Regions from separate parts of the Homo sapiens genome. Here region 1 is linked to region 2. The links are chromatin contacts, found by Hi-C or POLR2A ChIA-PET in ENCODE. All regions are on one chromosome and are shown on one strand. The core of a region is the stretch at or near the end of the contact, and the rest is flanking DNA. Distances in the headings are between cores, read along the strand shown. Region 1 has its middle 55 kb from the start of B3GNT2. Region 2 holds the start of OTX1 (orthodenticle homeobox 1).

What was found. Hi-C counts contacts between places; a loop is a spot of excess contacts on that map. ChIA-PET counts read pairs that join two places held with the same protein, here RNA polymerase II (POLR2A).
Region 1: a loop to region 2 is called in a map with no recorded cell type, with 2.8 times the contacts of the local background. The contact joins the enhancer-like site here to the promoter of OTX1 in region 2. A Hi-C loop is called at or near these places in 1 of 37 single-sample maps with no recorded cell type. POLR2A ChIA-PET finds 5 or more read pairs at or near these places in 1 of 52 experiments (A549).

The regions. Positions count from the first base shown.
Region 1 is chr2:62,138,411-62,142,841 of GRCh38, forward strand. No RefSeq gene overlaps it. Among named protein-coding and RNA genes, the nearest start is that of B3GNT2, 55 kb to the right of the region's middle. RefSeq lists an enhancer at 3,656-3,745. Within about 2 kb of position 2,846, at least 3 of the 41 ENCODE cell types and tissues checked have a DNase peak (open chromatin) inside an H3K27ac peak, as active enhancers do.
Region 2 is chr2:63,048,900-63,053,280 of GRCh38, forward strand. OTX1 (orthodenticle homeobox 1) reads left to right here and starts at 1,931. Exons shown (of 5, transcript NM_014562.4): 1 at 1,931-1,998; 2 at 2,350-2,418; 3 at 3,981-4,188. The coding sequence starts at 4,092. RefSeq lists enhancers at 1-1,069, 1-432, 433-1,180 and a silencer at 1,297-1,956.

The sequences.
Region 1 (4,431 bases), core at 1,596-4,095, 910 kb before region 2:
CCTGACCTCCAGTGATTGACCCGCCTCAGCCTCCCAAAGTGCTGGGATTACAGGCGTGAGCCACTGCACCCGGCCTAGTACACAGTTTTTAACTTTGATAAACATTGCCAAATTCCTCTCCAGGAAGGCTGTATTAATTTGTATTCCCTCTGAGAAAGTATAAGACTAAATTACCCCCTCTCTTGCCTAATTGGCTATCATCATTTTTTGTATTTTCTGGGAGTAAGTTCTTAGAAAGTTTTGTAAGGGACACTTACATTAAACCAGGACATCTCCCTGGTAACAATAAAAGCATGGAGAAAGGACCAGGGAAGGAGAAAACAGGTATAAAGTTCCCAGAGACCCCACTAGGTTTTCTACCTGTGCGATCCTAGATTAAAACCACTTGTTTTGATTTCAGGAAATTAGGGACAAAATAAAAATCTCAGCCTGAACTGGACCTTGTAGAAATTATCCCTGCTTGAGCAATAAGCACTCTAAATTCAGTCTGTTTAGAAAGATTCCTGCCCGTTAGCCAGGTGTGGTAGCACAGGCCTCAAGTCCAAGCTGCTCAGGAGGCTGAGGAAGGAGGATGCCTTGAGCCCAGGAGTTTGGGGCTTCAGGCAACAACAGCAAGAGCCCATCTCTAAAAAAGAAAGAAAAGGAGAGAGAGAGAGAGAGAGAGAGAGATGAGAGAGAGAGAAAGATGAGAGAAGAAAAGAAAAAAACAGTCCAGCCAAGCTAAAAGTTAGCTTTCAGAATAAAGTCAGAAAATAACTCCAGATTTTGGTAGCGTTGTGTTGATACGAAGCAAAAGATTTGGCCTTATTCTTAGGTCAGGCTTTCCTTGGAAGCTCTAGTTCTTCTCAGCTGTAACAGCAAAAGCCTAAATTCCATTATAGACTCTTTATTTCCTTTATATAACCTCTCTTCCCCCAGTCTTATTTTAATAATGATTCAAAAAGAGTTCCAGCATTAAAAAAAAGTAGTTTAACTCTTCACCCCCAAATGCAAGAAGGTGGTGAAAAGCAGAGGATGATGTTGAGTATCTTAAATAGCTGACATCATGTCAAACTATTAATTGTTGAAGTTATTTTTTTACACCTGAGTGAACATTTAGAAAATAATATAAATAGAAATTAAAGGGAAATAAATGCTAAACCGATGTTAGAAAATACTGTTTTCTGAAGTGTACAGTAAGTATCTTTTTGTATGTTTTTTTTTCTTTTTAATTTATTTATTGAAATGGAGTCTCACTCTGTCACCCAGGCTGGAGTGCAGTGGCGCGATCTTGGCTCACTGCAACCTCCGCCCTTTGAGTTCAAGCGATTCTCCTGCCTCAGCCTCCTGAGTACCTGGGATCACAGGCACCTGCCACCGCACCCAGCTAATTTTTTTTTTACTTTTAGTAGAGACGGAGTTTCACCATCTTGGCCAGGCTAGTCTTGAACTCCTGACCTCATGATCCATCCGCCTCGGCCTCCCAAAGTGCTGGGATTACAGGTGTGAGCCACCATGCCCAGCCTTTTATTTATTTATTTATTTTTGAGAAGGAGTCTCACTCTGTCGCCCAGGGTGGAGTGCAGTGGTGCAATCTCTGCTCACTGCAACCTCTGCCTCCCAGGTTCAAGCGATTCTCCTGTGTCAGCCTCCCGAGTAGCTGGGATTACAGGCATGCGCCACCGCACCCAGCTAATTTTTATATTTTTAGTAGAGACGTGGTTTCACCATGTTGGCCAGGCTGGTCTCAAACTCCTGACCTTCGGTGATCCACCCACCTCGGCCTCCCAAAGTGCTGGGATGACAGGCATGAGCCGCTGCACCCAGCCTCAAAGTGTATAGTAAATATCTAAACAAATGAAAGGGACAAGATATAGAAGGAATCTTAGGATCAGCTGAGAGATAATTGAATACTTTCCTAAAAGAACACAATACTGGAAGGGATGGGGCTTTGTGGGACAATTGCTATTTTGAATTCTTAGGTGTCCAACTTTACAACCAAGGTTTACAAATATTTTAAATGGTGATTTAGTCAGCAGAAGGGAAGACTCAAATAGAACATAATTAGCTTAAGCTTACCTCTAGTTGTAGAGTATACAGGTTTTGACCTCAAAATTTGAAAAATCGCAATTTTTATCTAAGTGCAATCAAGTTTTCCTTATTTGGGGATGGCCATAATTGTCTCTCATGGCAACTCAACTGTATGCAACATTGAACCATCCTTTGTTGCAAAGGAACCTGCCTGGGCCTGCTTCCTGTTAGATAAATGGTCCCAACTGGCATAACTTACAAGTTTGGTACATAAACTATCTGATTACAATACTAACGCTATACGTGAGCAGGTAGTAAAATATGGGCATTTACATCATTTATTCACCAAGAACTGTAATTAGGCATTTTCTTTCTCTTTTATTATATTTTAAAATTTAATATAGAGACAGGGTCTCACGCTGTCCCCCAAGCTAGAGTGCAATGGTGCAACCATTATTCACTGCAGCCTGAACTCCTGGGCTCAAGTGATCTTCCCACCTCAGCACCACCACGCCTGTCTTGTTTCTGTTTTACATGCTCTTGGCTAGTTTCTGTTTCCCACTGGTGTTAGGGTTTTAACTTCTGTTGATTCACAGGATGCAGGTGGGGGAGAGATGGCAAGGGGGAAAATATGAATTTGATTACTCAAGTGGAACAAGGTGAAACCATTAGTTTAAAATAATTTTAGGCTGAAAAATTAAAATCATTAAATTATTTCCTTCATGCTGTTATTACACTGTTTTTGTATTAAAGAAGTAAGCATAAATATGAGGATTGTATATTATTTCTATTCTGGCTATTTTTAGAATCATGGCTAAGAATTGGCATGGATCTCAGAATGACTGATTTGGAGGCTTTAGCATCTGGTCAAAAATGAGGAAACATCTGGACAGACAGGGCAGAAGATTTGTACAAGGCCGTGGTCAGGAAGGAATTTCAGGTCTACTGTCTTCCATCTCTACATTCTACCTTTTAGACCCTTCAAAAGAATAAGTGCTTATTTCAAAAATCTGTGTCCTTGCTCATGTGTTTAAATAATGACAGTTCCTGTAGTGAGGATTTTTGTATGCAGATGTGACCTAAGACTAGGTCCAACGTCACTTACATCCTGCATCCATGTTAGACCTGTCTCTGTGCTTCAGGTTGCTGTCACTCTTTGTAGAGCCTGATGCTGTTTGTGATGACCTTGGCCTCACTTTCCACTCAGTGCCACCCTTCTCTGGGTGCAGTGTGCAAAATGAGTAAGTTGGCTGCCACATGGGGCTTCCAGGCTGTCCACAGTACCCAGATAGCCAGCACATTATTCTCATCCTAGCTGGACAACCATTGACCCAAGCTTGGGTCTCGGGTTCTTGGTGACAAGTTGTTATAAATGGAGAACCGATACCGGGGCACGGTGGCTCACGCCTATAATCCAAGCACTTTGGGAGGCTGAGGCGGGCGGATTGCTTGAACTCAGGAGTTCAAGGCCAGCCTGGGCAACATAGGGAGACCCTGTCTCTACTACTAATAAAAAAATTAGCCAGGCATGGTGGTGCATGCCTGTGATCCCAACTACTCAGGAGGCTGAACTTGGAGGTCGAGTCTGCAGTGAGGCTGTGTTTGTGCCACTGCACTCCATCCTAGGTGACAGAGCAAGACCCCCTCTCAGAAATTAAATAAATAAATAAAAATTTTTGAAATGGAGAACTGAGAAAAGGAACACTAATGCAGTTGTGTTCCCATGGAAGATAGTCAAACAAAGCTAAACATAGCTGGAGTAAGAGAACCAGTGGCTGCTAACAGACGTGGAACTGTGCAACTGAACTAACCCCAAGGCTTACTCCCTCCCTGGGGAGTTGAGGCCAGAAACATTTTCTGTAGCATCTGTGGCAGAGCTGTGGGGCCTTTCTGGCTCAACTGGGAAGGAAGGTGACGGCTGTTGTTCTTCAAGGAATCGCTTTCCTGCCTCCTGAAGGGAATCACCAGGGCCTAGATTCTGGAAAGGGAAGGGAAAGTGGAGAACACAAAAAGGAAACGTTTTCTTGTTCTCCCATGAGATTCATGTGCATGTCCCCAAGCAGATTGCCAGAGGAAATGAAGGTTCTTTAAAAATAATAAATAAATAAATTCTGGCCCAGCACAGTGGCTCACACTTGTAACCCAGCACTTTGGGAGGCTGAAGCAGGAGGACCACTTGAGCCCCGGAGTTAGAAACCAGCCTGGGCAACATAGCAAGACCCTGTCTCTACAAAAATGTTGAACAATTAGCTGGGTGTGGTGCACACAGCTGTAGTTCCAGCTACTCAGGAGGCTGAGATGGGAGGATTACTTGAGCCCAGGAGTTCAAGACCATCCTGGGCATGATGGTGAGACCTCATCTCAATTTAAAGAAAAAAAAAATCCCTCCCATGCCTGTAATTCCAGCACTTTGGGAGGCTG
Region 2 (4,381 bases), core at 681-3,180:
GGTTAGCGCTGCGCTCTGCACTGTTTCTTTTCCTCTTAAAGCTTCTTTCTCACTCACTCTCTCCCTCCTTCTCTCTCTCATTTTTTCCCCATTTCTCTCGTTCTTTTATTCAGCTTTCTCTCTTTCTCTCCCTTTTGTGAATGGGCCGCGGTGTCTTTGTTCTGTAGAGAAGCGCCCGTGTCGCTGACTTTTGTGAACCAGAGAAGGATCTTGTAAAACCTCCTTTTCTCCTTCGTACGCCCCCACTCCCACCCCTCCTCCCCTGCCTCTTTGATTAGATGTTCCCTCATCGTCAAAAAAAAAATGTAATTTCGTTGGTCTGGCGGCCACTTTCTTTGAACATTAGCTCGCTTTCAGCTCCAACTTCAATTAGAAGGAGTTGATTTTGAGAGATCAACAAAAGAACCGACCAAAGCCTTATTAAAGGTCCTAAGAAGATCTCCCGGGTCCTTTGAGAAGCAGTTAAGGAAACAGTGTGCCCTCCATCATATTCTGTTACCGTATTTTATTCGGACTCCAAAGGAAAGTGTCGCTTGGGGGAGGGGGAAGCACTTTGATGAGCGGCGGCCGCGGCCCCTTTTCACTCAGCGGGCTCCCCCTTCGTTCTCCTCCTCCTCACCCAGCGCCCGGTCCGCTCTCGGCGCCCGACCCCGCAGCCCGGGCAGCGCGAGTGCTCCCCACTGCGATGCGCCTGGAGGCTCCTTGACTTGCCCTCACACTTAATCCTGTGCAAACTTTTTACCCCGCCTGTCGGGGTGGGGGAGTGGGGGAGATTAGAAACAAGGGGTAGAAATTCCTCGAAAGGGAATAAAGTGCCTAATTTTCAGGAGGAGGTGCCATTTAAAAGATTCGCCTAGCTTAGAGTTGGAACGAAAACTCTTTTTTGCACTTTTAAAAGTCCACCCAGGTAGACGTGTTTGGGAAGTTTTTTCGGGTGGGAAATGGGCTTCGCCCGTACGAACAATCCGGGGAAATCGCCTCAAGGAGGATCCTTACGCAGCATGTGGAAAAAAGTTGAGGGCAGGGGTCTGTGGCCACATTTTCCATCAAAAAGTCCCTGTTAGAGGCAGTCTAAGAAAGAGAGAGAAAGAGCGAAAAAGAAACTTTCCTATCAAAATGTTTCAATTAAGAAGTAGGGTGTACGTGTGAGGGGAAGAGGACGCTGGGCTCCAACGTTTCAGTAGAAGCGCTTAAGACTTGCAAACACCCTTGGTGGGGACCTGGAACCCCGGGAGATGCCGACGAGCAAGCAGGTAAGTGGCGGCGCCCTCCCAGTGGGTGCTCTTCCCAGGCGCGAGAGTCCGGAGGGGCCGAGGAGAGATCTGCACGCCCGGAGCTGCTCCCGCGCTCTGCAAAGTAGCCTGCGCCGGCACGAGCAGCCCGCGGCGTCGGTCTCAGGTGGCGGCGCCGGGGAAGAAAACGCTGGGGCCCGCGGCGCCGGGAGAGGGGCCGAGGCCCGGGCTCCTCCAGCCCGCCGCCCCCGGGTCCTGGCGCCCACACCCGAGCGGCTGAGCCCTGTAGCGCGCGGGAGAGCGAAGGAACCGGTTCTCCAGCACCTCGCCTCCTCCCTGCCACTCCCTCCGGAGCGCCGAGAGCGCGAGAAGGGCGGGGGCGCCCAGGGCAGGCCTGGAGACCCACGGCCCCCTCCGCGGCCAGGACTCGGGCTCTCCGCTCGCCTTCCTCGCCTAGCTCTGCGCCGCTTTTGCCAGCCGAGTCCCGGAGTTAGCGCGCGACCGGGGCGGGGCGGGAGGGCGGGGAGGGCGGGGTGTGGGGGGCGGGGGAGGGCGGGGGCGCGCGGAGGTAACCCCCGGCTCGCGCAGCCATTGCCCGGCTCCCTGTCACTCAGCCCGCGCGGGGCCCCCGATTGGCGGCCTAGCCCCGTTACGCACTCGCCTCGCGTTCACATACCCGGGGAGGGCAGTAGAAAGGTGATCAATCTTCATCAGGCTACATTTCCAATCACCTAAACAACCGAGCAAGACAAGCCACTCCGACAAGGTAAATCGCTTGATTTATTTAGTTTGCAAAGTGACTCTGCAGGACTTCCCAGTCCCCACTGCCTCCACGTTGCACCGGGAGTGCCGCGGCAACGCCGAGCCACCTCCCAACTCTGCCCCTCGAATTCCCCCCCTTGCGGCCCCTCGGCGCGATCCCAGGCGAGGCAATGTCCTGAGAACGTGTGGGGCTTAGCAAACAAAGTGTCTGTGCAATAAAGTGAAACCCAGAAGGACACGCACAAAGCCATTGAAAAAAAAGATAGAGGTGGGAAGAAGGAAGTTGGGAAAAGAAAGAAACCTGGGGGTCCTAGACCAGCCGCCAGGGTAATTCCAGTGCTGCTCTGTTTTGCAGGTTGGCTGCCCGGCGGGTCTCTGTGAGAGATCCAGGTAGATGGTGAACGGCCCCGGCAGCTGAGGGCAGGTAAGGAGAAAGCCGCGGGGCCACCCCGGACTCCGGGAGCGCGTTGGTTACCCTTATCTCCCCCTCCTCAAATGGATCCCGGCTTCCCCGGTCCCCAGCAGGTGGTCGGGGCTGTGGGAGCGGCCTGGCTCCCCTCTTGGTGAGCCGAGGACCCCGGGGCGCTGTCGCGGCCCGCAGCCCCCTCCCCCGCCTCCTCCGAAGTAACCAAGCTGAAGTGCTAAGTTTGGAGAAAGTCTTTGAAAACTCACGCTGCAGCTTCGCAAAGCCGTCGCAGCTTTGAGTCCCATTTTCCTTCGGCCCTAGAGCCCTGGCTGCTTCCCTTCCGGTCCCCTTCCTACAAGCTGGACTCCCTCAGCCCAGGTCTTGGGTCCCAGAAGACGGGGGCGGGAACGGGGCTGGGGGGAGCTTCTTTAGCTCTAACTTCTCTCCTTGAACGTCCTAGCCCGAGTCCCTGGCTTGCTTCACAGCGATCCCGCTAAGCGGGGTGTAGCGATGGCCCCCCAGGGCCCCAGGCCCAGTTTCCAGCGCCCCTCCCTGACCCCTGAGAGTGGCACCCCGGGTTCCCGGCAGCGGCGGGGGCGAGGCTTCGACCTCCCAGCTCGGGTCTGCGTGGGCTACGCCGCTGAGGCCTAGTTCTCTGTTCTCGACCGTGTCCTGGGGCCGCGGGTTCAGCTACAAGGATGGCAGCACGCGACTTGCTGCCCTCCGGCTTCACAAATCCCCGAGACCCTTTGAGGTGCTAGGCCAGTCACCCTTCACCCCCTGCTGGGACCCTGCGGTCCGCAGCCCAGACTGGGCAGAGAGAAGGCCGGGTGCGCGCTGGCAACGAAGGACGCTGGCCGCAGCTGAGGCGCTCCCGACCTCAGGCCGCATCTTGGGGTCGCCCCCCTCTACAGTGGCCCCTTCGGCGTCCTCTGGCCCTCTGCGAAGCCTGGGCCCGTTACTGCGGTTGAGGTGCGGTGGGATTTCGCGTCAGCGATCTTTCAGTGGCTGGGCACAGAGAGGTCAGCTGGAGTGGTGATTGCGGGATCTGGGGCAGGGGCGCAGCCCTGGAGACCTTTAAAGGAACCAAGTGTCTAAGTGGACAAGAAGTGCAATTAGCCCTCCACATTGGCCCTTTGTAGTCTCTACCTTTTCAAAAACACGTGAAACAAAATGAAACAACGCCTCATGCTCTGGGCGGCCTGCCGTCCGGGCACCAAGTGAACCTTTGCTTGTGCAACATGAAGCTGGCTTCTGCCGGATTCAGAATTTTGCCTGGACTTGGGAGCTTGTACACTCCGCGGTTCTGGCTCTGACCTCCCCAGCCTGGCCCTGCTTTTAACTTCTCCTTACTCCTATGGACTCCCTACCAGTGTCTTTGGCTCATTCCAACCCTAGAGCCAGACGACCCAGAAAACTTTACTTTTCAAAGTAACTGTGGTTTCTGGGCTAAGGCCTTGTGGATCCCAGTTGACCACCCTGCGCAGTTCTGTAACCTGCCTTCCCTGTCTATCCCGGGGCAAGACTTGGCAGCCAAGTGGCTCCGATTGACGGTTTCCGTGTGTCTCGTGTCTTCATAGGCCAGGCCCCCAGACGCATCAGACCCTGAAGGACTGCGTGGTGGGAGCCCTGCACCGCTCCTGGCCCCGGGCCCCCTGGATCCGTCGGGGCGCCTCCACCCAGCTGTTAGCATGATGTCTTACCTCAAACAACCCCCATACGGCATGAACGGGCTGGGCCTGGCCGGGCCCGCCATGGACCTCCTGCACCCATCCGTGGGCTATCCGGGTGAGCACCAGCCCTCCCGACCCTGCCTCAGCCTCTCAAATGTTGGGGACCCCCAGACTGTTGGATTTGAGTGCAAGCTTTGTTGCTGAGCAGGCCCAGGGAGCCGGCTGCAACACAGGGCCCACTGTCTGTTTACAATACAGGGCCCACTGCCGGCGCATGGGGCAGAGTCGTGGGCGTGTGAGGTGGCCAG